3 separate regions of the Mus musculus genome follow, and regions 1 and 3 are each linked to region 2. The links are chromatin loops, found by intact Hi-C in ENCODE. Cell type or tissue: heart. All regions are shown on one strand.

Region 1 (8,000 bases), 290 kb before region 2:
GATAATAACTGTTTCTACCAGGAACTCAGCTAACTGGAGCTCAACAAGCACAACAGTAGAGGCCACAGATCACTTTCTCGTGTAAAAGCAGCTAGCTATGCCCACTGTCTTCTTTACCTAATGGGGGGCAGTATTGTGGTCCACAGCAAATTGTGCTTGATGAAGATGGGAAATGCAGTTCTTGGGAGCCCAAAGGTATGTTCCCAGACCTTAAAAGAAACCCATGCAGAAACCACCCAACAATCAGAAACCTAACCAAGCAGTCGCACTCCTGAGTCACTTTACTTCAGGGTTGGTCACAGGAGTTTGCCAAGATGAGAAACAGCCAGGCCTTCAGTTCAGCACTGCTCTGAAGCTGAGGAAGCCTGAACAGGCCTACTCTCTGCACTCAAAGGTGAGCTAAGCCATGCCCAGCACGCTTGCTCTGATTTTTCCCTCTTTACACCCAAACTAGTCACAGCAGCTCCAAATTAAAAAAGAAAGGTAGAAAGAAAAGGGAAGGTCTAGAAATTAGCAAACACTGCCTCGGGAGTTTTAAAGCCTTAGCTTAAACTTCAAAGAGCCAGTTTCTAATTCTTAAAAGAATTTCAAACAAGAAAGGCCATGTTTGTAAACTGAGGCTGAATCCCAGATGGAAAAATACCCAGTGGGCTTTTCAAGCAGTCATTTGGCAGTATGTCAGGATATAACAATGGCCTATGATAGTGCTAGTTTTTCTCAGAAATTATTATTTATAAATATCTGATCATTTTTGGGACCAGTTTGGCTCTGCCAATATCGGGGTACAGCAGCCTTCACTGTCCGCCAGCGTTCACTCATCCTCACTGTGTGTGTGGATTTTACTAATTCACAGTTTTAGGAGCCTCCTTAGTACTTGGTATTTTTTAAACATTAATGTGGTGCTGTCTATAACTCCATGAAAGCTCAAATTGCCTTACATTAAAGGTTTAAAAGTAGGAAATAGTCATTTCTGCAAAACACAAATGCTAGAAAAGTCTCAGTCAAGTCCGAATAAAGATCTAAATAGAGTTGCCAAGTTCAATGTTCTTGTAATGGCTTTTCCCATTTTCTAAAATCCCAAGATTGCAAGCGTAGAGTTGTAGGGCACTCAACATTTCCTAGAATATTTAAATGTTGAAAAAATGTTTCTATCTGTCATTGTAGCATATGGAAAGAAACCTACATAGCTTATTAATGTCTTTGGAATTGTTTAAGAGGATTTAAAGATATGAGTTAAAAGAATTTCATAATCTTAATTTCAATTTCTCCTTTTCATTTAATAGTAGACATTCATTAGGACCCACACACTGTAATAAATTATAATAATTTCAAACAAGAATTAAATTACTAGGTACCTAGTGAAAGAGCCATTTTTTCTTAGGTACCCTGTAATCTAACTGTCAGATTTAAAATCTATTCCCAATCAACTCTTCACAACACTCACATTTATTCATCTATGTTAAATTAATAAAAGGTGTGAATAATGCTGACAAAATTGATCATTATTGTTCATGTAGATTTAGAAAATTATAAGGTAATCTAAAATGTAAAAGGAATTGAGAGAAACTATTAAGGTTCTTATAAATAAATTCATCCTATGCTATTTTTTCAAATCAAGACTGAAACTTCGATGAGACTTATTTAAATTGGCTACATATGCTATTTGATAAATTGTACAGTTTTAGAGCACAAACCGTTTTCATTATTTTTGACAAATATCAGTACAAAGACTCTACTATAGCCTTAGAGTGTAACAAATACTTTAGGAGCATATGGCAAGAGAATTCCAGAAAGTAAGAAGCTAATGGTATCCAGGGACCGTGTAGCTTGCTGAAGAAAAGATACAAGCACAGGGACTATCCAAGAGTCTCCCAGAAATAAACACTGCCCCTTCCTTTTCCTCTAGGTGTAGCAATGTAGGTAAGTTCACACTCAGTCCAAATCTATTCCAGAACATGTCAGTAGTACTCCCTGTGTGGACCCTGTTTGCATACTCCTGAGTGCTCCACCCTGTAACCCCGCTGACCCTCCCCTTTCTACTGGGCATCCCTGAAGATAGGGGAAGCATGGCGACATCTGTTCCCATTCACACCGATTTTAATTTACCAAAAGAGCTCCGCTATTTTCAGAGCAGACTCCAGAGCACAATGACAGATTTAGGGCCTTGGCTGAGGTTGCATTTCCAGTGTGTCAGCATTTCCTCCTCACAGAGAGTAAATTCCAGGGGGTCACAACAGAGGAATCGCTGAAATTCTAGCTTCAGAGAAGACACTTTTCCCACCCTACTTATTTTGTCCTAACTGGAGCCGCCACTGCGCTGCCCTATCTGGTGGGCACCAGTGGTGGCCTGCAGTAACTGGACTAAAGTTATCTCATCTTAAGCAAACGTGGAGGTCCTTTGGACCCTTCCTGTGAGGTTCTCCACACAATTATCTCGTCCAGAGCTGACTGAAATGTAATAGCTGTCGCATAACAATTTTATAACTACACATTTATAAAGGACTCATTTTTAAAACACAGCCACATGCCCTGCCTGTTTCATAATCGGATCGCAGGAACAGTTTTAAGTTACAGATATTCTCTCTAACCTAAGAGTTGCACAGTTACATGATTTTTTTTTATGGAGTGCTTTTTGCAAACAATTTAAATGCAAGTTAGGAAAGTCACTCACAGCCACACCACGGCAGTTTTCCTGGATAATCCAGAGATTTTCAAGGCACAATATGAACAGCAACTTGAGAGAAACAATGCCCAAGTTGTGTTGTGATTACTCAGACATGAGCAGCTGAGCAGAGAAGACGGGCAATGGAATGTGTGCAGCAATCAGCTCTGTTGACTAATCAGAATTTGAGACACTGGAAGGTAATAAGGGTATTATAAAGAATGGCTTATTGAAGGAGCAGCTGTTTATGTGCAGCTCACTAGACTGCCATGGTATGTTTTGGTGAAAATGTTTAACTCCTTTTAAAATGATCATTAGAGAAGAGACGACAGCAAGTACCAAGAGGCAAGTTTGGAAGAATCAAAACACCGAGATTTAACAGCTTTGGGACGGTTATCTGGGAGCTTGGAAATGGTCAGAAATGCCAGTCCCAAGGCGCTTTTAAAATTAAAAGTACTTTCTATTCGTTGTTGTTTATAAAAGCTTAGTAGTTAGGCCATCATCGTTACTAGACTGATACAGGCACAGGGTGAGGCAGGAATATAATGGGGAAATCCTCAGGGCAGAACAAAAAGAAAGAGGCCCCTGAAAACAGCCACGGGACAAACACAAACCAGAGACTGACTTGGAATTCAGAAATGGGCTTATTGCCTCAATAAACAGAAAGGTGGAGATGCCCATGTCAGTCACAATTTCAAGTTTCAAATGCTGGTTTTGCTCAAAATATAACTACTAACAGCCTCTCCTATTTTGATTTCAGAAGAGTAAATAATTTTTAAAACACCAGGGAAGAATGTAAAACAATATTTCATTTACTGATATTATTTCCACACAGTGACTATCACCCCAGCTGAACTGTTGGTCATACTGAGTGTTAGCTTTATGCCCAGCTCATTCAGCTTGTCCTTTTACTTTCTCCCGAGAAGCAACTGTCTGGCCTTGTTCTGCCCCAATCACTTCTGGAACAACAACAAAAACCCATAGTATACCATAAGAGTAACAAACATTTCACTGGCTTTCTATAATATAGCATTATGAACATTTCTTTCTGACAAGTGTTCAGTAATATTTTTAGGCAGTCAGCAAGCAGTCAAAACTCTGCTATCTTTTTGTAACAGTTCACATGTCAAACTGGCAAAGTGCCCACAGTATAAGGCTGGAAAAAAAAATCTATTTAATGTCTGCCCCACAAGGCAACATGAGGTTTGATTGGCAGAAAGTGGAGAGTGGCTTTTGATCGTGTGTCCTAACATGCAGTTCCAGCTCCTGTCTTCTCAGCTGATGGGCTCCACATTACCCATTCAAACAGCAGTGACAGAGCACTGCACCACTCCCCGGCTGCAGTCACACGCAGTGGGAGCTAGGCTGGGGACAGCGCCACTGATTAAATATATCACTTTTTCAAGACAAGCAGGTTGTCTGAATCAAAGTTGGACAGAATAGACTCAACATTATTAAAAGGGGATATAAAACTCGGATTGAGTGATGTTCAGCCAGTTTGCACAGCCTCGGGGATTCCTGAGCTGACAGGGAGAATAAGGAAGAGCAGAACTCATAAAACAGGGCCAGAAATTAGCTGTGACACCTCGCCTATTTTCCCATCACTTCAGGACCAGTGAGTTTCAAAATCCTGGAGTCCCCTTTTCCCTTTTTAACTTTCATTTTTAAAAAAAAATGAATTCAGCAAAGGAAGAAAAACACATGAAAGCGTGCTGACTGCAGTTTGTCAATTACTGTCTTACAAGGAATAAAACGGCAGATGCAGGCTTTTGCATCTCATTTAAAAATACACTAATACAGGTTCTTCTAACGAGGATCCTTATTTTTAGATTTTATTGCATTTATTCACTTGGAATTATAGTATAACTTTTAAGTCTAGGAATATTAGAATCATAGAAATCGTGCAGTTTAGCATTTTATAAGTTCTCTGACTAGCAGAAGCTATGGGAGAGCTGGTTATCATATTTAGCACCCCTATATTCTCTGCTATAGCATGCATACTACTTAAACATTTTTGCCTAAAATATGTTTACATACATAAACATCTAAAATGAAGACATGCTCAATACAAATTTTTATTGTCTCCATTTTTTAAAATTACTGAACGTAGCTTCTAATAATGTGCGGGGCATCAACAGATACTTATAGACTGTGAAGAAATAAAAACTAAAGTTGTTTTCTATTTGGAAAAGTAAAAATAAATGTCCAAAGAAATGACAAAACTATAACCAACTATCTGGAACTAGAAACTAAAGGTATAGACTAAAATTTAAATAATTGTCTAAAACAAATTATTTGAAATCAAAATATACAGTCAAGTAAAAAATGGTCAGCCCAGGTATGATTTTAAAGCACTTGGAGAGTTTAATCTTTTCATATCTCTGCTATGAGGACTGGCTTTTATTTATTTATGGTCGTTAGTGGCACACGCCAGCTTTTTCTTGGAACACCTATGTTCTTGTTATTCACTTTGGCATCACTGTGCATAGTTAGCAGCAACCTGCTTGTTAGATATTTAAGATATCATTAAAGGATTAACTCTCCCTACCAAGGTGAGGACAGCTTTAATAGAGAAGGGGGAGGTGCTCAGCGGCACCCTTACACAAGACACCCAAGTAATTGGGCAGCAACAGCAGAGGCAACTGCTTGACAATGGAAAAATTACAGAAAAAATGCTAGGGTTCAATTTACAGTCACATATTCCTTATTGTATAATTCAACTAAATTACTTTAAATTTCAAAGTTAATTTAATGTTTGATGGTATATATTGGTGAAGTCGCATACTAATTTTCAGAATAATCTTAATATGACGATGTTTGATTTATGTTCTATTTGCCACAGAATGTGCCATTTATAATTGATAAATTACTCTGTATTAATCAGATACACATTCTCCTGAATGAGAAATAAGTTATATGTCATATGGCATCTGTACTTTGTGTAGTGAAAGGCCTTTGAGGATGATGAAAACGGTAATAACAAATTTTATCCAAGTTCTCAAAGGCAAAACCAAGCAATCACGTTGAAATCTCGGGGTTTGATGTTAGAAAATTACCATGAAGAGGATAATTTGACTTCCTGTGTGAACCCAGATTTTTCTTTAAAAGGGGGAGGGGTAGGGGCTTCTGAAACCCTGAAATGCTGCAAAACTGTATTTTCTCTTCTCCTCCCAGATATAAATTATATCAGTGCCCTTCCCGCACTGCCATGTGCATTTGACTAAAGCGTGCTGGGAATGGAGAGGAGACCGCCATGATGAGCTGTCAACTGGACCAGGTCCGAGGAAATCAGCCTGGCCTCCGCGGGACTGCCAATGAAAACACATTAGACCAAGTAGATGTGAAGCTCTCCAAAGCATACTCTCCCCTTCTATAATCCAATTGTGAGAGAAGGAAAAAATAGTCAGTGTTCGGAAGAAATGTTTGTGTTACTCCTGCTTTGCCAGTTGAGTCTTTCATATTCTATGCCAGGAGATCCAAAGAAAGGCAGAATAAACCCACACAATATTTTGCAACAGCATTTTAAAAATAGAGAAGGAATACTTTCCTTTTTTAAAAAAAAATCAAAATAATTAATTATTTTAGCCACTCTATTATTGCTTACAGTAATACACGGCAATAACATTTACATTGATTGAATTCTGTTTCCTTAATGTGAAATTTGTTTGGGGTTAATTAGCACGGCTGAGGAATAAGCTTAATAATTTTATCTTGTTTACACTGGAGGCAGTTTTCCGAGAGCACTGCTCAGGGAGGAAGTGACATCTAATTCCAGACAAAACATGGCGGTGAGGGCGGCTGCTCACTGTGGGGAGGCAAGCCAGGTCTTCCTCCTTGAGCAAGACTCCCACTACTTGGGGAGTCTAATGGCAACCACAGAAAGTTGTCAAATTATTTCTCAGACATGGTTAAGTTTTTAAAACAAATACCAAGCTGAGCAGGGAAGAAAGAAAAGACCGTATACAAATGGAGAAAGTCTCTGATATTAGACATCTTTACTGTCCCTTCCTAAAGAAAAAGTGGGTCTAATTAGTTGTCTTCCTAAAATGCGTACCTAGCATTTTTATTATGTATTATAACATTTTGCTCAGAGCTGACATTTTTATTCTGACAAGCACTGTCTGGAGAGCTCTCAATAAATAATACATTGACAATTTTCAGTAAATAAGCAGTGGACACAAATCGTTATCCTTACTTACAGCTGCCCCACTCTAATAGTGCTTTTACAAGGGAGGTGACTATTCAGTCTAATGCAATCCTCTCCGTGCTAGGAAGACATTTTCATTCATTACCACGGTCACAAGCACTTAAAGCACTTTTAAGCCCTGTTGCAAAACAGCAGGACTGGCAAAGTGAGTGGGGCTGACGAAAACTCAAGTTCTTCACCAGAGAAACCTGAGGCTGTTCACCTAAACACTACAAAAATTCACTTCTGCCCAGGCCACCTCCACACCTCTAGACCTGCTTGTCTAAGGAGAATACAGGATTTCCTTTAGTAATTAAATGTCTATCTTGTTAAGGCTAAGATGTGTGGTGGTAGGCTTTGTTTTCTGTATTACTTATAGCTTCATCAGTTAGTGGTATTCCTGAAGCACCATAGAGAGTCATGTTGTGACCTCTGTCTATATCTTTGAATAAGGTACAAAAACAAAAATAAAATTGGAATGCAAATAAATACATTTGAAACCACACAATAACTTTTCTTCTTTGCTTTGACAATGTGCTTTCCCTGACAAGCCCCTAACACCAGCACCCTTGCCAGTCATTAAACTATTAAGGCCGATTCAGATTTCATTTATCTTTATGCTGTAATATAAGTTCAAATGTTAAGCTATGTGGAAATGCAAACCTACAGAATAAGTAATCAAATGGAGAGTTGACATCTATATTTATTGACCTAGCTCCCCCACAGCTAGTATTTTTAACCTACTACTTAAAACTATGATCAATTATTTAACAAATTGTTAGGAAATTGATCATGGATCTGTATTATCCTGTTTGAAGTTAATGCTATAGTATACCACTGTCATAGGCCATGTCATCATGCTTTGGTCAAATCTAGAACACATAGCACTTAGGTACCAGATGATAGTGGAGTTAAAAGTTTAGATCACTATATTGACCATGTTGCCATAATGTAGCTCCCTTCTCAGGTATTTTTACTGACCCTGGCATAAACAAACCCACTGTCCCACCAGTTTCCAAGAGTCAGCAATTGCCAAATGCAACTGTGTGGTGCATGTAACACTTGGTAGTGACAGCAAGCCACTGTGCCATTAATGTACTAATTTTTTTTCTTGAGTGTTTTTGGAGTTAACAAAAAGTTTACTATAAGGCA
Region 2 (8,000 bases):
CCAGGCATCCATCCGCTGGTCTGGTGGGCTTCCCACCTGATCCGCACGCCTGCGGGTTCCAAGAAGTCTATGAAGGGCACCCGACACCGCATCCCAATCCTGGAACACACAAGCTCACTTCTAGGGTCTGGAGCCAGCTCGACTTGAACCCAGCCTTTGAAATGCCAGGACTGAGAAGGGAAGAAGAGGCCAGCGGGTGGGGCTGACTTACCTGCCTGCTGCGGTTGCTGCCTGGGCGCCCGCTGTGTTTGTGTCCCTTTGCACCTCGACCAACCAAAGGCAACTCGGCTTTGTTAAGTTTGGCCTCGCACCTCCAGAGAAGAGGCACGAACTGGCAGAGACAAGGCGCGTTCCTGGAGAGAGGTTCCCCCTGAACTTGGGAAGGGCAATGCAATTAATCCTGCTTCAGAAGTTAATATTTAAAACACCCACGCAAAGAGAGAGAGAGAGAGAGAGAGAGAGAGAGAGAGAGAGAGAAGAAAGAAAGAAAGAAAGAAAGAAAGAAAGAAAGAAAGAAAGAAAGAAAGAAAGAAAATAGAACAGCCGTTAAAACCTCGAATTCTCCCTTTGAAAGGCTCTTTTACACTAACCGGGCGGATCATTCAGACCTACATGACTTCATCTTAAGGTGGCCAACTTCTCGCAGGAAGGGCTTCATGGCTACTGTGTAAACAGGACAAATATGTCACTCACTCCAAAACACCAAGGAGAACTTTTAACAAAACGAAGAGTATGTGAACGAGTGTAAAAGGCAAAAGGGAAGAAGTTGAAAAACTTTAATTACAGCGTGGAGAAAAGTTTTCGCCATTGGTCTCCTTAACCCTGGATGACAAACACCCAAGCGCTCTCGCAGCCCGCGGCACTTTTGTTTAAGTTTGGGAGAAGCAGATAGTATCAGCTCCCAAATAACAGTGCCCTTGGGACAGGCAGTGCCTCAAAGAGGTTGGAACTCGGGTTTCAGCAACAAAAGCAAACTGTGAATAATATTCTTCGTCCTTTAAGATAGCATTTCGCAGAAGGACAAGGCACTGCGCCTGTACTTTAAACGGATGGAGAATAACATTAAATTTCATCTGAATCTGAGAGTCATCCAGTTGAAAAAAGCATAGCCACGGTGACAAGAGCAACAGAGCACTGTCACAAAGGTAGGAAAAGTGGTAAAAATGCATGAACTTCTGTTTTCAAAGAACAATAAAGATAAATAAAAAGTAAGTTTTCTAGACATGCCTTTCCTAGCTTAGGAAAGTTAATTTCCCAATGTGCTTTTGCTGTCAAAGGTGCAAAGCCAAGGCGAGGGAGTGCGTGGCTGGAATCTGCATGCTGATAAGAGAAGGGTGATGTACTTACAGTGACAGAGGGCAGGCTGCGGGAGAAAAGCTGTTTGTGTTAGCCTGCGAGTTACCCAGGGCTGCAGTGAGAGCCGAAGGGAGGAGGCGTGGGAGTGCCCGTCTGCGTACACCTTCACCGCGTCTCATTACATCTGCCAGCCTCTCTCTCCCTCTCTCTTTCATTTCCACATTCCCTTTGTTCCTGAAAAAAAAAATCTACACGTCACATCAGAGTCCCCAGATGCAGTCTACACCAAAGAAAAAAATGAATAATTCAATCAAACTGTGCATAGTCTCTAAGGCAATAAATCTATCGCACTTAAAGAAACGAAGGGTAATTACTACCATAGAATTAGAATAAGGCCAAAGACCAGAGATGTCGCTGAGTCTCTGGATAAACTCCACAGTCAAATAAAGTTTCATTTATTTGATCCTTTTTACATCTTGAACGGGAAGTCAGACAAAAAATTAAACTTATTTTAGAGCTATTCGCATCTTTTGAAACACTGTCTAGAGAGTGGGGGAGGGTATTAGAGGGTCTACCTTGTTCAAAAGCTCCCAAAGACATCAGCTGAGCGCCCGGCACAGACACCAACCAAGACAATGCGTGCTGGTGGAGTCTGTCCAGAGCCCATTTCTCCCACTCCACCCTCCTCCACTCCCCTCTCAACAGCAGAGCGCCCTCCGCTAGCCCACAACTGTGACTCTACAGGAGGGCAGCTGTAATCTGAGAGCCTTACCTGCGGCAGTGCGAAGACCCCAAAGAAACTGTCTTTCGCTGCCACCAACACCCCGTGCCATTCCTACGCACCCCTCCAAAGTCCTGTAACCATCTAGTTCTTCCATCTGCCTACAAGAAACTGTATACCGGATTTCCCCCCCCACGACTGAATGGAAGCTCTATACGGAACTGACTTCTGGATATGCCTTGGGTTGAGTTAAAGCGATGTCTGGAAAGGAAAAGAAGGGGAGGAAAAAAGGAGGGGGCAGCTCAAGCCCTATCCAAGTTAGTCAGAAGGCGGTGTTAGGCGGGAAGCGCCTACGGGAGAAACAGCTGGGCTGCACACTGGCCGTGCAGATCGCAGTTCTAGGAACCGTGTCCTTCGTCCCTGAGGTAAGACTGTATGACTGCCGCATGCTTATTCTTTCACTGTCCGTGTCTCTCTTCTCCGCCCACAACTACCCCTACCCCTAGGGTCGGCCTGCGCGCACCCTAGAGGACTCCAGCGCAGCAAAGAGTTGTATATACCGGAGCCACTCATAAATCGTGGGTGTCACTGAACAGAGATCTGCAAACCTGCTGTTTGCCACAGCAATCAAACCCTCTGTCCTGCCAGTTGCTCACTGACCCAGGGTACTCAGGCCGCACAGTGGGCAGAAGCCCGGACCAGCCAGATCACAGGGGACGGGAGGGGGGTTGGGGGGACTGCAGGCTCAGGTGACGCCAGGAAAGCTCCAGCGTCCCAAACGGGGCTAGTTTCCATCCTAGAAGCGCTTCTGCCTGCTTCGGCGATACAGAAGCGCAGGCTACGCGCACGTGCGTGTACACACAGAAAGAGAGTCATTCAGTCATTCAGTCACGCACGAACGCACGGCTGACATTCCGGCCCAACGATCCATCTACAAGGGCCCCTTTAACAGTCAATTCAGCTCTCGGAGGAGCCGCTGGGAAACTGGAGTTCGTGGAGGAGCCCATGGGTGCCAACTGCCAGTGCAGCCTTTGTTTACGTGCCTCGGTCGCCACCTTGAGGTGGAGCTCAAGAGTGCGCTGGGCTCAAAGCCACTACGACCCATCATGCAGGCAGAGCTGGCAGCCAGGACGACCTCCGGGACAGTTTTTGTTTTGTTTTGTTTTTTGTTTTTTGTTTTTGTTTTTGTTTTTGTTTTTGTTTTAAGCCTACGAAGGTCCCCCTGGAGCAGAGGAGTCCCGGAAGCCGTACTGCTGGGAAACCCAGATCAGAAGATGGCAGAGCGACACCTGCAAAGTAGCTAATGCCAGTACTCAGTGCATTCTCTCACTAGACTACAAACCTGGGGTTAGAGAACAGATCCGAGACCCGGACTTTCAGCACTAACTACCCAGGCAGGGAACGGGTAGATACCTTGAGAAAGACACAGCCTCGGCTCCTACAGGACGGAGGTCATGGCTCAGGGCGGCCTCGGCCTCCCTTGGGTTCCTTTGCTTGCTCTTCGATGGGAGACAAAGGTACTTAGAGATGCAAGCAGTCATAAGCAGAGGTCTTAAGATGAGAACTGAAAACAAGAGAGGAACGTTGAGACAGCATAGCTATGTGCTGCAAAAGCTGAGTCTCAAGTGTCCCACTTCCCAAAAACTCAGGCCTTCTGGGCACCTTAAGAATAGGTTTGGCAAAACAGTAGTGTGCTATTAATTGTATCACCTGCTTCCATCGTCTTAAGCTCATTTTCACTCACTGCTCTGCAGATATATTTGCAGTTTGTATATCAGGCTTTTAAGAGCCCTCTTGTTGAATCTTGCAACAACCTACTGCAGTTGTTCTTTGTTATTCCTGGACAACTGCCTTCAAGACTTGGAGGCATCTTACAAAGCCATCCCAAAGGTTCTCCTCAGAGAACTGCCCTGAGAACACTTCTGAGATTTTTCACTGCTGCTTGAGTACATAAATGTTATTTAAATATGATGTTTTACAAAAGGAGAATTGTTTAAGAAAAAGGACACTTGGGAACTATTTTGAGTTATATGAAAGCTTAAACCAGGACTGGCTGACACCAGCTGTGGCCTCCAGTATTTGGCCAGCAATAAATAAATGAAAGAAAATTTGTAAATAGGTCCACAGCAATATGATGCTAATAGCCAAGAGGAAATGTTTTCTCTGAAAGGAGAAGCAACAAGCCTCGAAGCCAGACCTCTCTCCTGATTTATGCCACAGCCCAGCAAATCAACAGTGCCTTCGCTCATGTGGAAAGCTGAGTACTATTGAATACAGTACTGAATTTTCCCAGGGAATCCCAATCATAGAAACACCTGTGCTAAGTAATGTTATTCTAATCCACTATGAAAATCGTAAGTATGTAATAGCCCTCAAATCATCTCATTTCTTAGTCACAGTGGGGTGGGCCAACTTCATGGAAGAACATTAGGCTTGCACAATGCTCCAAAGCCTTAACTCAAAGGAAGCTTGGCTTTACTATACATAATACTGGCCATTCATTTTATCTTAAATGAGACGGGCAAACACTAGAGCCAACATAACTGGCAGAAACCAAGCTTAGGTAGAAATATCAAAGAACTGGAAAATACATTGAATGTGTAGAGACCAATTCCATAATTTTTAAACAAAAATCCTTGCAATATTAAGCTGACATTATTCAATGGGCATACTTCACATTACTATAAATAGAAAATAAATAGGAAAATGTAATGAAATTACGCCATCAAAAATACAAGGATCTGGTTGGAAACCACTGTAACCCCTACCACCGCTCCAAGCCCCATATAAACCAACCGTGCTTTAAAATCATCAAGCTAACCTGTTTGAACTGCTCCATGAAAGAACAAGTCAGGATTACAGCTGCTTTACCACTGGATGCCACTGAAGCTAATGCCAGGCAAACAGTCACAGGAAATAGAAAGGCTTATCACACATCCAAATGCTCCTTTGAAAAGCCTATATGGAATTTGGGGTTTTTTTTAACCAAAATAAAAGTGATCTGGACAATTTACAAATTTAACACACAGGGTGGGGGGATACAATGAAAAGTTATGTTTCAAACACAGCAGTAAACTCCCTCACTAAAACTCCCCAGTACCCCCTCTCAGTGAGTGTGATACTGAGTTGCCTTTGCACCGTGGCCCACTGTCACACTGCCTCATAGGTGCTGACTGACTGACTAAACCTTCCTTCCAGACCAGAAGTTTACCACTCGCTACGATGACTGTCATTCCATTTAGGATACACTCGAGCTACACAGGAAACAGTAGGCAAATCAATATGACACCTGTTGTAATTGCCTCATAAAAGACAGACAAGGGTCCGCTCACCAGTTGCTGCCAGCAAAGCAGCTTACTGACATTGTCCTTCTTCAGAAGTTTGATTAGTTGCTTTAGAATTTTATGTTTTATGCATTGTGTTTTTAAAACTGAATTTGGTGTCCTATAATTTTAAAATGTGTTTCTTAACAATCTCTCTTTTGAAACTACAGATTGCTTTTTAAAATGTCTAAGTATAGGATTTCTGTTGCATTCACCGAGAGCCTAACATGTGAAAAGAAAATAATTAAAAGCATGTTAACCAAGGATTTATGTTTTGCATTTTTATAATTCAATGAACACGAATTAAAAATGACTTTTATAAAATATATTAGCAAAAATGGTGTTTGATAATTCCACCTGATGTTAAATTATCTTATTCATTATATATTGTTTAAATTAAATTACCTAATTTTTATCAACCAACAAATTATATACATTTCTAAAATAAATTTTTTTAATTATACATTTCTAATTTTTCAAGTGGTATATCTAAAAGCATCTTTATTTAACAAGAGAGTCCATGGTTATAAGCCATAGACTAAATAGCATATTTTATTTTTGAATCAGTCCTAAAAAAAATTCAACCTGTATTTCAAATCAAAATGTTTAATATCAGTGCTAGGCAAATATCCTTAAACTGATGATACATGTCATTATCATACATCATAACCATACAATAGCGATATGAGCTTCTTGAACTCAAACAACTAAAGTTGAAGGAATAAGCCAGTGTTCCCAAGGATTTGAATAGTCACTGTTGCTTAAGTAGATCATTGGATGTTATTGAATTTTTGTTTTTATTAGTTTTTTTTTTACATTAGTTTGAGGATATTGTCTTTCCAGTAGGGGTGGAGAGAAAAGCAGCCATGTTGAAAGTCAGCAGCATGTGTTCACGCCCGTATTCATTCCTATTGCTTCAAGAAAACAGGCAGCGAAAGGTTCTCTTATACATGCTTAAAAGTTCAGTAACTGTAGCTTCTGAGGAAAATGCATAAACCCAAGAGTTCATATAAACCTCTTCGGATTGAATGCAGAATGTTAACCATCTGACTCTCAAAGCTGATGAGCGCAGTAGCAAAATGAATATTAAGCAAATGACTGTTGCCTACACTCACTAGAATTAGCATACTTCAGATTATAGTTTATAAATTTTTAAGAACATGAGCATCATGATATGGTTGTCATAGAAACTGCAACAATATGTCATTTAAATTAATTTTCTATGCAGTGATAAGGCCTAGTTCTACATCACTCCAATACAAGTTTAAAAAGCAAAAGAAACGCAGTGAGAGTCCAACTTCTACCAGCTTAGAAAAGGATAAAGTGCAAATGTTTTAAAGAAAGAAAAATGACAATGCATTCTAATTGCATAGTAAGATGGCAATTTAATAAAGGTTATAAAATGCTTTAAATGAGCACATTCTGAAAAAAAAGTTTTTATTAACAATCAGCTACTTCTTTTAGTATTCCTTACTCTTGTTACACAGGCCTATTTATAGGTAACAAAAATTATTGGTTATTATGTGTTACTTAATTATTAAATTATGGATGCTCTTTATGTTCTTGAAAGATGGGTGCAGTCACTTTCACATTATAAATTCAGAACAACTAGAACAGAATTTTAATATTTTTAGTGATTACTTCAACAGAGTCTCTGATTTAGAAAGAAGTGCCACTGCATTACTGCAAATGCCTTCATACTATATCACTGCCAGGGAGTCTCTGTTGACATTAATGGCTCAATTATTGGAACAGAAAAAGCCTATGAAAATAAAGCATATTTCCTAAAGACAGAAGATTTCATGTCCTAAATTAATCTGTCTTTTGGCTACCAAATATCTTTTCCTTATATTTTCTATCATTGAACATTTCGATATGGAATATATCCATGAAATTTTAAAGTCTATATTATATACTTAAACTCTGTATTTATATTGCTTATTTTGTATGTAATTTAGCCTTTGTTGGTAATATTTCAACTAATTGCAGAAAGAAATTTCATGAAAGCACCAATGAGAATGTTGTACTTGTACAAGTGATTTCTGAGACATGAATGAAGGGACACATGTTTTTACAGTCTGAGAAACAACCTGAAAGGGAGATAGAAACGTATATAACATAGCTTTCTTGATAGGATTAAGAGGATTCCAACGCTTTTAAATGCCAGTTTTTCTGACAATTAACAATGAAAAGCAGATGTTTACAAAGCTGTTTCCTATGCTGTCTTAAGAGACGATAAAGGATGGTTTGTGGATAGTAAGAATGAAAAGCCAGATAACTGCTTGCCGGGTATGTATTTAAAAAGCATTTTCATTGGCTCACTTATTGTTAATAGAGAAAGAAAAACACTTTGTGCTGCACGCACTGCGTGACTGTGACTATAGAAACTGCCATCATAAGTCCTCAAAAACTCCTCAGATGTAATTTACAAAGATAATAATAACACAGGATTATTTCACTTCTCTGAATGCCACACATTTGCATACCAGAACTTTGTACAATGTAGTCATAATGCACATTGACAATGGCAAGGGCTCCATAGCACGTTAGCTGCAGCACACGGTCTGTGCTTCACACAGTCTGTCTCACCAAGCTTTACTCACTGTTGTCAGTGTTTTTCTTAGTAAGCCAGGTGTCCGCTGCATACAGAACTGAGAGAC
Region 3 (8,000 bases), 320 kb before region 2:
AGGAATGGGAACTTGGGAATTCACAGCAGGGTGAGCCTGTCTATTATTAGCTCTTCACAGACTCCCGTCTCTCAGAGAGAGGACAATAAATTAAGTAACCATCCAGACTGTAAAAGCGTCTACCTAAATATGCTTCCCCACGCCCAGTTTTAATCTGGCTTAGTTTTCAACATTTACATTTTGAGCTAAAGGAGGCTCAAAGCTAAAATTATATTTTTGAGAAGAAGAATGTTAAAGAACAAAAAGCCCAACTGAAATCTAAATAAATTCCCCTTTCTTTTTACTTTGAGAGAGAACAGGAAGAATGACAACAAATTCTCAACTGACTATTGTCCTGTGTGGATTCCAAACACTGACCAGTTCTCTTGATTACACAGAGCACAAAGGCTCTTTCAACAGTTCCCCTGCACAGCTTGAAGATGGACTACATGTGCCTCTTAATCCTCTATTCAAACTTGGCAACAGTTAGTGGTATCAAAGGGAGTCCAGCTATGAGCTGAGCTCGAAGCTGGTGATACTGCATGCCTGAGAGTCTAGGCTCTGTGTGTGCATCAGGTACGAGTACTGAGCAGTTTCTAACCACAAAAACACATGCATCCAGCACATAGACAATTAACAGCTAAATCATGCAAGTGTCAAGACTCAAAGGTTGTGCACAGTTATTGGTCTAAATGTTTCATCAAATAAGCAAAACACAGAATAGGCCTCAAAGTGCACTTTAAAAGCAAAGATAATGTCTCAGAGTGCAAACTCTGCAAACTACTGAACACAGCCACAAACTAGTGAGATGTGTATAAAAGAGGGTGTAACACCACAGCAACCAAAGGCCATAGGCTCTGGTCTGCCATACATTTCACAGGCTATAGTATTAATAGACAGATGTTATGGCAGATCTTTTAAACAGATAATAACATCCTTTTTACATATAAAACTCTGTTCTCTGTACATGCTTAAAAAATATAAGCATTGCCTTCACTGCAAAAAAAAAAAAAAAAAGTCCCTTGTTAATCAGCATAGAGAGAAACCCTGCACTAGCATCTCAGGGTCGGATCAATGAAGCATTAAGATCAAAGCACTGAGAGGAATTCTGAGGTAGGAATCATAAATGACAAAATAATTAGTGTGGACAAAAACATTAGTGTGGGCTGTGTGATGCATCCATCCCTAGAAAAATGGCAAATCCCACTGGCAGCTACCCTGATCTCACACCTCCCACAAGCCCTGTCAAGTGACCTGCTGACAAATGACATTACTCCCTTGAAGTTGCCTAACACACTCTTTGTAAAAAGTTCTCAAACTCCAAAGCTTTCACGTTTGCAAGTAAACTATGAACTTTATGATCAGGGTTTTATTTCAAGTGGCTTCTATGGAGGATAGCAATAGCAATAAAAATATTAATAACAGTCAAGGTGATGACATACTTGAAAGAGCCTCAGACAGGAGTGAAAAAGACTTATAGTCTTGATTTCATCTTAATTTATAGTTTCCCAGAGAGCCTGGGGTTCTTCTAGATACAACACTGAGTCTCAATCACCCCTACTGCCAAACAAAATCTCAGGAGTAAATTATACTCAGCTTATTATGTTTCCACTGTGCTATGGAAAGGGAACACACTCTGAGCCTCTTATCCAAAACTGTCAGAAGAATGGCTGGGAGACTCTGAGCAGGATGCTTGATACATCTTCAAGCAAACCGTTCATCAGACAACGAGGAAGAAATGGTCCCTGAGAGCTTGGTCATTTATAGATTTGTGTTCTTAAAGTTCTCAATTACCAGCTCCTGGGCTCTTGGCTTTCCAATAATTACTGAGTATCATGAGACTACAGGTCTATATAACTGCCAACAGTCTTACAATCACCTAATGCTTATCAGGGAAACATGTTTTCACTTAGGAAGTATGGTGTTTTTTTAACTTTGAATACACATGAGAGAGAAAGACAGAAGGGGAGGAATCTTTACCCATACTTTACCTAGACTCAAATGTTAAGCAGGCAGCTGTATAGTTGTGTGTCTCTTAAGAGTGTGTCCTTTTCTTTAGACCTGTGCTATGCAGTCCAAATATTCACTAACATGAAGCTACTGAGGTCAGTTCGACTGAGCTACCTCCAACCCTATGCCACTGCAGCTATGTCATTTGCAGTTCAGTGACATTCCTCATTATTCTTCCATCCATTTTGGTTCTTCCTGCCTATTTGCTTTGTGTTCAGAATATGGACAATGGTTGCAACTGGCACAGTGATACAAACCGTTGCTGAGCCACTGACAGGGAAGGCATCCATCCTTGCCTCTCCCAGTGGCCTCTGCTCCCTGCTCCAGCCACTCTGATCTACTCAATCACTCCCAGCTCTCCTATTCTGTTTGTGCCTAGTATCCTGCTCATAGATCTTTCTATTTTATATCTGTTTCACTCTATGTGTTGAACATTTGTTTGTACCCAAAATATAGTGTTTCTTAAATATATTTCTAAAGGAAATATATTATACTTTATATTATACTAGTAACTCCAAGTCAGTTTAGCCTCTTCAGCCTTTTATACAGCTACATGGTATTCCATTCTGTGGTTGTTCATTAGTTGATTCAGTCATTCTGATGTGTGACTATTTAGGCTGTTCCCCTTGTCATTAACATCACAGTGACTTATTTTGAGTATTTATATCCTTGAGTCGTTCAGAGGTGACTCTAGGGTAGATTACAAGAAGGGCACTGATAGATCATGAGAAAATCTACCTGTAGCATTGATATGCAGTGTTTCTGGGCAGCTGGCTTGAGTGTCTTTGGGGATGAAGTTCTTCCTCATAACCAGCAGCTTGGAAAAGCAGGAACTGAAACTACAGGATTGAGGTTACTGGTTATGACTGGATTTGAGGGTATCTCTGGCCCTAGTTGGGGACAAGACATTTTGAGTTGCCCCACAGGTTCTAAAATTGCTATCGAGCTGAAGGCTTTCTGTAAAACCCAAGCTACACCACTATCCTGTTCCTCAGGAGGGGCCTGTCAACCACCTGGGCAGGGAGTGCAGAGCCTGCCTTCACTGTAAGTCTGTACGCTGGCCTCTTGGCCATTGTCTGCTGTTGGTCTGGAAAGTGCTTTGCTCTCATAGACTCTTCTCATCCTCTATACTGTGCTCTGTGTCCCCTCTGAATTCTTTCCTCTAGTCACAAGGACTAGGGAGCCAACAGAAGGTCAGAGTCAGAAGCTGGAAACACTAAATTTCCCTTCCAAATAATTGTGCCAATTTTCATTCACCAAAAAAAAAAAAAAAAAAAAAAAAAGTGCCCCTTTCTTCATTTTTCTTCATTGGCTTACAAAAAAAAAAGTTAAAAAGTGGTCACAGGTTTAACTTTCAGTAACTTTATATACTAGAGTAGTACCCACTTCATTTCTGGATATGGTAGACACTGAAGTTACTCTGCTTCCTAAATTATGTTCAAAAGGAAAACAAGCCTTTTGAATAATATTTCACAGATATCTGGTGACAGAGACAGTATTCCCTAGGAGATGGAAGGAAAATAAGTAAGTCCTAAGTTGGTCTAGCTTACTACCTGACCCAGAGGGAAAGAGTCCAGGTGAAGGCTGCCTACATTCCTGAAAAGAAATAGTATTGCAGAGTCCTGGGCTCTGGGCTGGCTGGAAGAGAGGGCACCACACACTCAGAAAAAGCTAGCACTGTCTGTTGGCAGAGCGACCTGCACTTCTATTGAGTAAAAATGAGAACATGCACTCAGAGAAGACAGAGGAAGACTGCCTGTAATGATGAGAAGAAACGATCATAATTAATAACCCAGGGCAGTTCCCACTGACTTTAGGATCCAAGCTGGAAAGAATCACAACTCTCTATGACAATCTACTCTACAACCAGATAAATGCCACTTTGTCCTGCTGTGAAAACTTAAAAATAAGACCTGAAAGGATCATATTGCTTTCAAGCGACCTAACAGTATACAGGAAAAAAAGCCTAAGGACAACGACAATAAACACCTGTAAGGTACAACTACGTCTAGCTAAATGTGATACAAACCACACAACTATAGAGCAAGAATCCCAGGGAAATCCATGTCTGATGAATAGGGGAGCCCTGTTCCCCTATTACATGAAGACACCCCTAATCACACTGTTTACACCTTGAGATAGAGAAGCCTTGACAAGCCTGCAGCAAACCTTGGAAGCACAGTAATGTGAGAACCAATTCCCAAACAAAAACAAGGACCAAAGACTATTGTGCAACATTTTCACATAGGAAGAAAGAGAAAATGATCTATCTAAAACCTTGACCCAGCAAAAATGTCTTTCAGAAGCAAAAATGAAATAAGATGTTTTGACCATACAAAACTGATGGGATTAGTCATAGCAGATCTCCACTCCAAGAAATGTTCGAGGGGATTCTTCAAGTAGAAGAAACTTGTACTGGGGAATCTGGATCCACTCAGTGGAATTTAGGGTGACAGGAATAGGAGTAGCAGGATATAAGTTTTCTTACTACATAATTATTATTTTAAAATAATTTACACACACACAGACAGACACATCAATGTGTGATGGTTAGTCTTCCTTGTGGAACTAGCTGGATGAGGAATCACCTGGGAAACACACTGTTTGGCACTGGCACATCTGTGGGAGTTTTCCAGAAAAGTTCACCTGAAAAAGAGAAGTAGCCCAGCATGTGGGTAGAACCATTCCATGGGCTAAGAACCTGGCCAAATAAAGTTAGAGAGAGACCCGATCAGCTGTTCAGATACCCAGTCCTCCACACCTCCTGACCTCCAGATAGAAGGATGTATCTGAAACCATGCCCTCTCCTCTTGATAGGCTATACCCTCACACTGGATCCAAAAGAAACCATTCTTTCTTTGCCAGGCACTTGTCCTCAGCAATGAGAAAAGTAATAAATATATTACACATTGTAGGATTTCTGCAATCGGTATAATTAAAATGTATAGTATCAGGGCAAACTCGAGAAAAGAAAATAGAAGAATGCTTGTGGTTCCTGCAATAGTGTGTGAATAGTTTGACAACTGGCCAATGTGTAAGAGGAAAAGAAAAACCCACAATTAAAAGTCAGAGGCTTCAAACTTCATTTCTCACAATTTTATAGTAGGAGCTCTTCACAGTCTTTCTTCCTACATTTCTATATGTATGTGTGCCAGGAACAGGGCCTGTGTGTCCCCTGGCCTGTGGAGGTGAGAAGTGGGTGTCAACTTGCAGACCAGTTCTCGCCTTGCATCATGTGGGTACCAGGGACTGAGCTTTAATCTTCCGGCTTGGCAGTGAGGACCTTTGCTCACAGGGCTGTCTCCTGGGCCCTTGGCATGGTCTTTAGAGGTATTTCATATTTGTTTTTAAATAATCTATCCTGTCTTTCTTGCTCTATCATACCATCATACCTTTTACCAACAAGTTTTTCTTTACCAAAAAAAAAAAAAAAGTTAGATATGCATACGGCGTTACATTCTCCCAATACAAAGGGGATGGATTATGATTAACAAAGCTATGTGCATGCTCCAGTGCGTCCACATCCAGTGCTCAACACCCAGAAGTGTAAAGTCAGTACAAATTGGAGTCAATATGTTCTTTTTTTAGAAGAAAGGAAAACGGACAGGAAGTTAGGGGGCAGAGAAGGAAGGTTTACTAGGAGAGGAAAGAGAAAAGAGTTAGAGGTAAATGTGACCAAAACATGTAGGGCTCTCTCAAAGAATTAATATAAATATTTAAGAAATACTAGGCCACACATTTTGCTACTGCATTTACTAATTAAAAAAACCAATGGCTTGTTTTGTTTTGTTTTTATCTCACCAAGAGCACACAAATAAGCAGAATAAAATAACTAAACATACATAACATGTCAAAAGTCATGAGTCAGTAAAATGTTAAGCTCTACCACTGCTCATCACACATCTGGAATGCAATCAAGTGAACTTTGGTGGCCTTTCCATCTTCAGCCCAAACTAAAGCATACAAGCAAGCCAGTGGGGGACTGAGAGAAGGCCAACAAGCCCTTTTGGCTTCTAAACATGGCCATTCCAGGTCTACACAGTAAATGTGGAGAGGGGTCCCAAGAATGTCCACCTCAAGGAATGGTGGACCCTGATCTGTGCATGCTGGGGCATACAGGACTGGGCCGTTACTGCTCTGCCAGTGATGACGCTGACAGCCTTTCCGCCATTGCTTGGGGTCACTCAGCTGTCCCCATAGGTACATGACTCCAGTACCCTTTCCTGCTCCTCTGAATGCATCTCCTTTCTTCTGACTTTGCTTCCCTTTCTTTGACTGCCTGAATTAAGAGCAATTAATTCTCCTTTCGTAGGGCTTAGGGCCACTGTCCACCAACAGGCTAATGAGAAGAGAGGGGAGCAGAATTGGGAGAGCAGTAACAGAGCACACACAAGCACAGCGGAGAAAGTAGCAGGAAAGCCAGCTAGCTGTCAAAAACACCTCCAAATTGTTCATAATGGTTTTAAAGCTAAAGGGAAATCTTTGATCGAATATCTTATCTGGTGGTTGAAATAAAATAGTTATTTAGAATTTAGCAACCTCCAGTTCACTTTCTTTTCTATTAGCATAACAGAAAGACATTGGGTTCACAAACGTTCCACACTATGACCAGTATTCACATGTCTTTCTGTCTTACCCACTGACTATCATTCCATACTAATCTTCTACTTTTGTAATCACATACAAATCGTATATGCCTAGTATTAATGTCAGTTCCTAAGTGGCAGCTCTGACTCTTCTATTTTCAAACTTTTTCATGTTGAATTTTTACTTCAAACAATACATATGGTTTTTTTATTTGTTTTTTTTTTTTGTTGTTGTTGTTGTTGTTTTTTGAGACAGGGTTTCTCTGTATAACCCTGGCTGGCCTTGAACTCAGAAATCCACCTGCCTCTGCCTCCCAAGTGCTGGGATTAAAGGCATGCGCCACCACTGCCTGGCTTAGTAAATTATACTTATTTTTCTTATCAAAATAAACTAAAGCAAATATGTTTAATTCTGATTGGTATGAAAACAATTGACTATTTCCCTTTGTAGTTTTTTAACTTGTTAAAAATAAATTAAAAATTTAAGATTTAAAGGGCTACAATTCCTCATGTTGCCCCAACCTAAAGCTAATCCCTAGAAAGCTAACACAAAGCCCACAGCTATGCTTTTGTCCTCAAGTATTTTTACACAGTTAACCCTAGATCATAGCTGAGTCTCTGCTGAGTTACCTCTTGCCTATAGCGCATGCATGAGGCTTCCAGCTCCTAGAAACAAATGAGCACCTGGCCTAGGAGAGCACAATGGTGTATGCATGATCTGGGCTGAGGATTGCAGGCTAAGGCTTACTCTTTAAAATCTCCCCATTATTTTATGAGAAAGAGGAAATAAATGCTAAAATAAATATAGAATGGCAAAATCTTGAAATGTTTAGAACCTAAGTAAAGATACATATGAGTTTATTATAACATTTTCTATTTTTGCATGATCAAGATTACCTTATAACACACTTTCTTAAATCCTCTTTTATATGTTACCCAAACTATGGATTCTTTGCAATATACAAGCTCATCTCAGAACAAAATTACCACTTCCTTTAAGGAGTTAATGAACCAATTGGTCATTAACATCTTGTTATGAGTTATTTCAATCAAATGTTTAATCAAATCTCTTTCTCCTCCTATCACCTCGGATCACTTACACAAAGTGTCAGTCCAACAAGTGGAGAGGAAGCAAGAGTGACCATAGTGAGGGGGTGTTAAAGCCCACCCAGCCAGAGATAGGAAAGAGTTCGAGACAGGTAGTAACTACAAAGAACCCAGAAATGGCTTCTGTCTTCTTTAAAAAACAGCCTACTCTTTAAATCTTGCTTCATGTACTGTCTAAACTTGGCTCAGAATAGAGTCAGAATCATCATTGATCTTGTCCTTCAAACTGTGATAAATACAAAGGGATTCATGCTGTACTTCACAAATCTTGGACTCTGAAATTTTTCTTTCTACTCATCGTGTAAACAATTATTTACA

What was found. A loop is a pair of places that touch in the nucleus more often than their neighbours do. Peaks named below come from ENCODE experiments on the same cell type or tissue, not always from the same donor. Only the 100,000 strongest peaks of a DNase experiment are listed, where the experiment ranks them.
Region 1: it touches region 2 in a loop (2.3-fold over the local background); 6 of 42 quality-filtered maps call a loop at or near these places.
Region 3: it touches region 2 in a loop (2.5-fold over the local background); 3 of 42 quality-filtered maps call a loop at or near these places.

The regions. Positions count from the first base shown.
Region 1 is chr7:115,748,467-115,756,466 of GRCm38, forward strand. The region is part of intron 4 of Sox6 (SRY (sex determining region Y)-box 6); the gene reads right to left. Among named protein-coding and RNA genes, the nearest start is that of Gm51455, 250 kb to the left of the region's middle. In heart, a CTCF peak has its summit at 3,997; no DNase peak of the experiment used is centred here.
Region 2 is chr7:116,037,330-116,045,329 of GRCm38, forward strand. Sox6 (SRY (sex determining region Y)-box 6) reads right to left here and starts at 1,415. Exons shown (of 16, transcript NM_001025559.3): 1 at 1,348-1,415. In heart, a CTCF peak has its summit at 3,079 (motif pointing left); a DNase peak (open chromatin) is centred at 3,042; H3K4me3 peaks cover 3,391 bases; H3K27ac peaks cover 1,081 bases; H3K27me3 peaks cover 897 bases.
Region 3 is chr7:115,721,762-115,729,761 of GRCm38, forward strand. The region is part of intron 4 of Sox6 (SRY (sex determining region Y)-box 6); the gene reads right to left. Among named protein-coding and RNA genes, the nearest start is that of Gm51455, 230 kb to the left of the region's middle. In heart, no CTCF peak of the experiment used is centred here; no DNase peak of the experiment used is centred here; H3K27ac peaks cover 221 bases.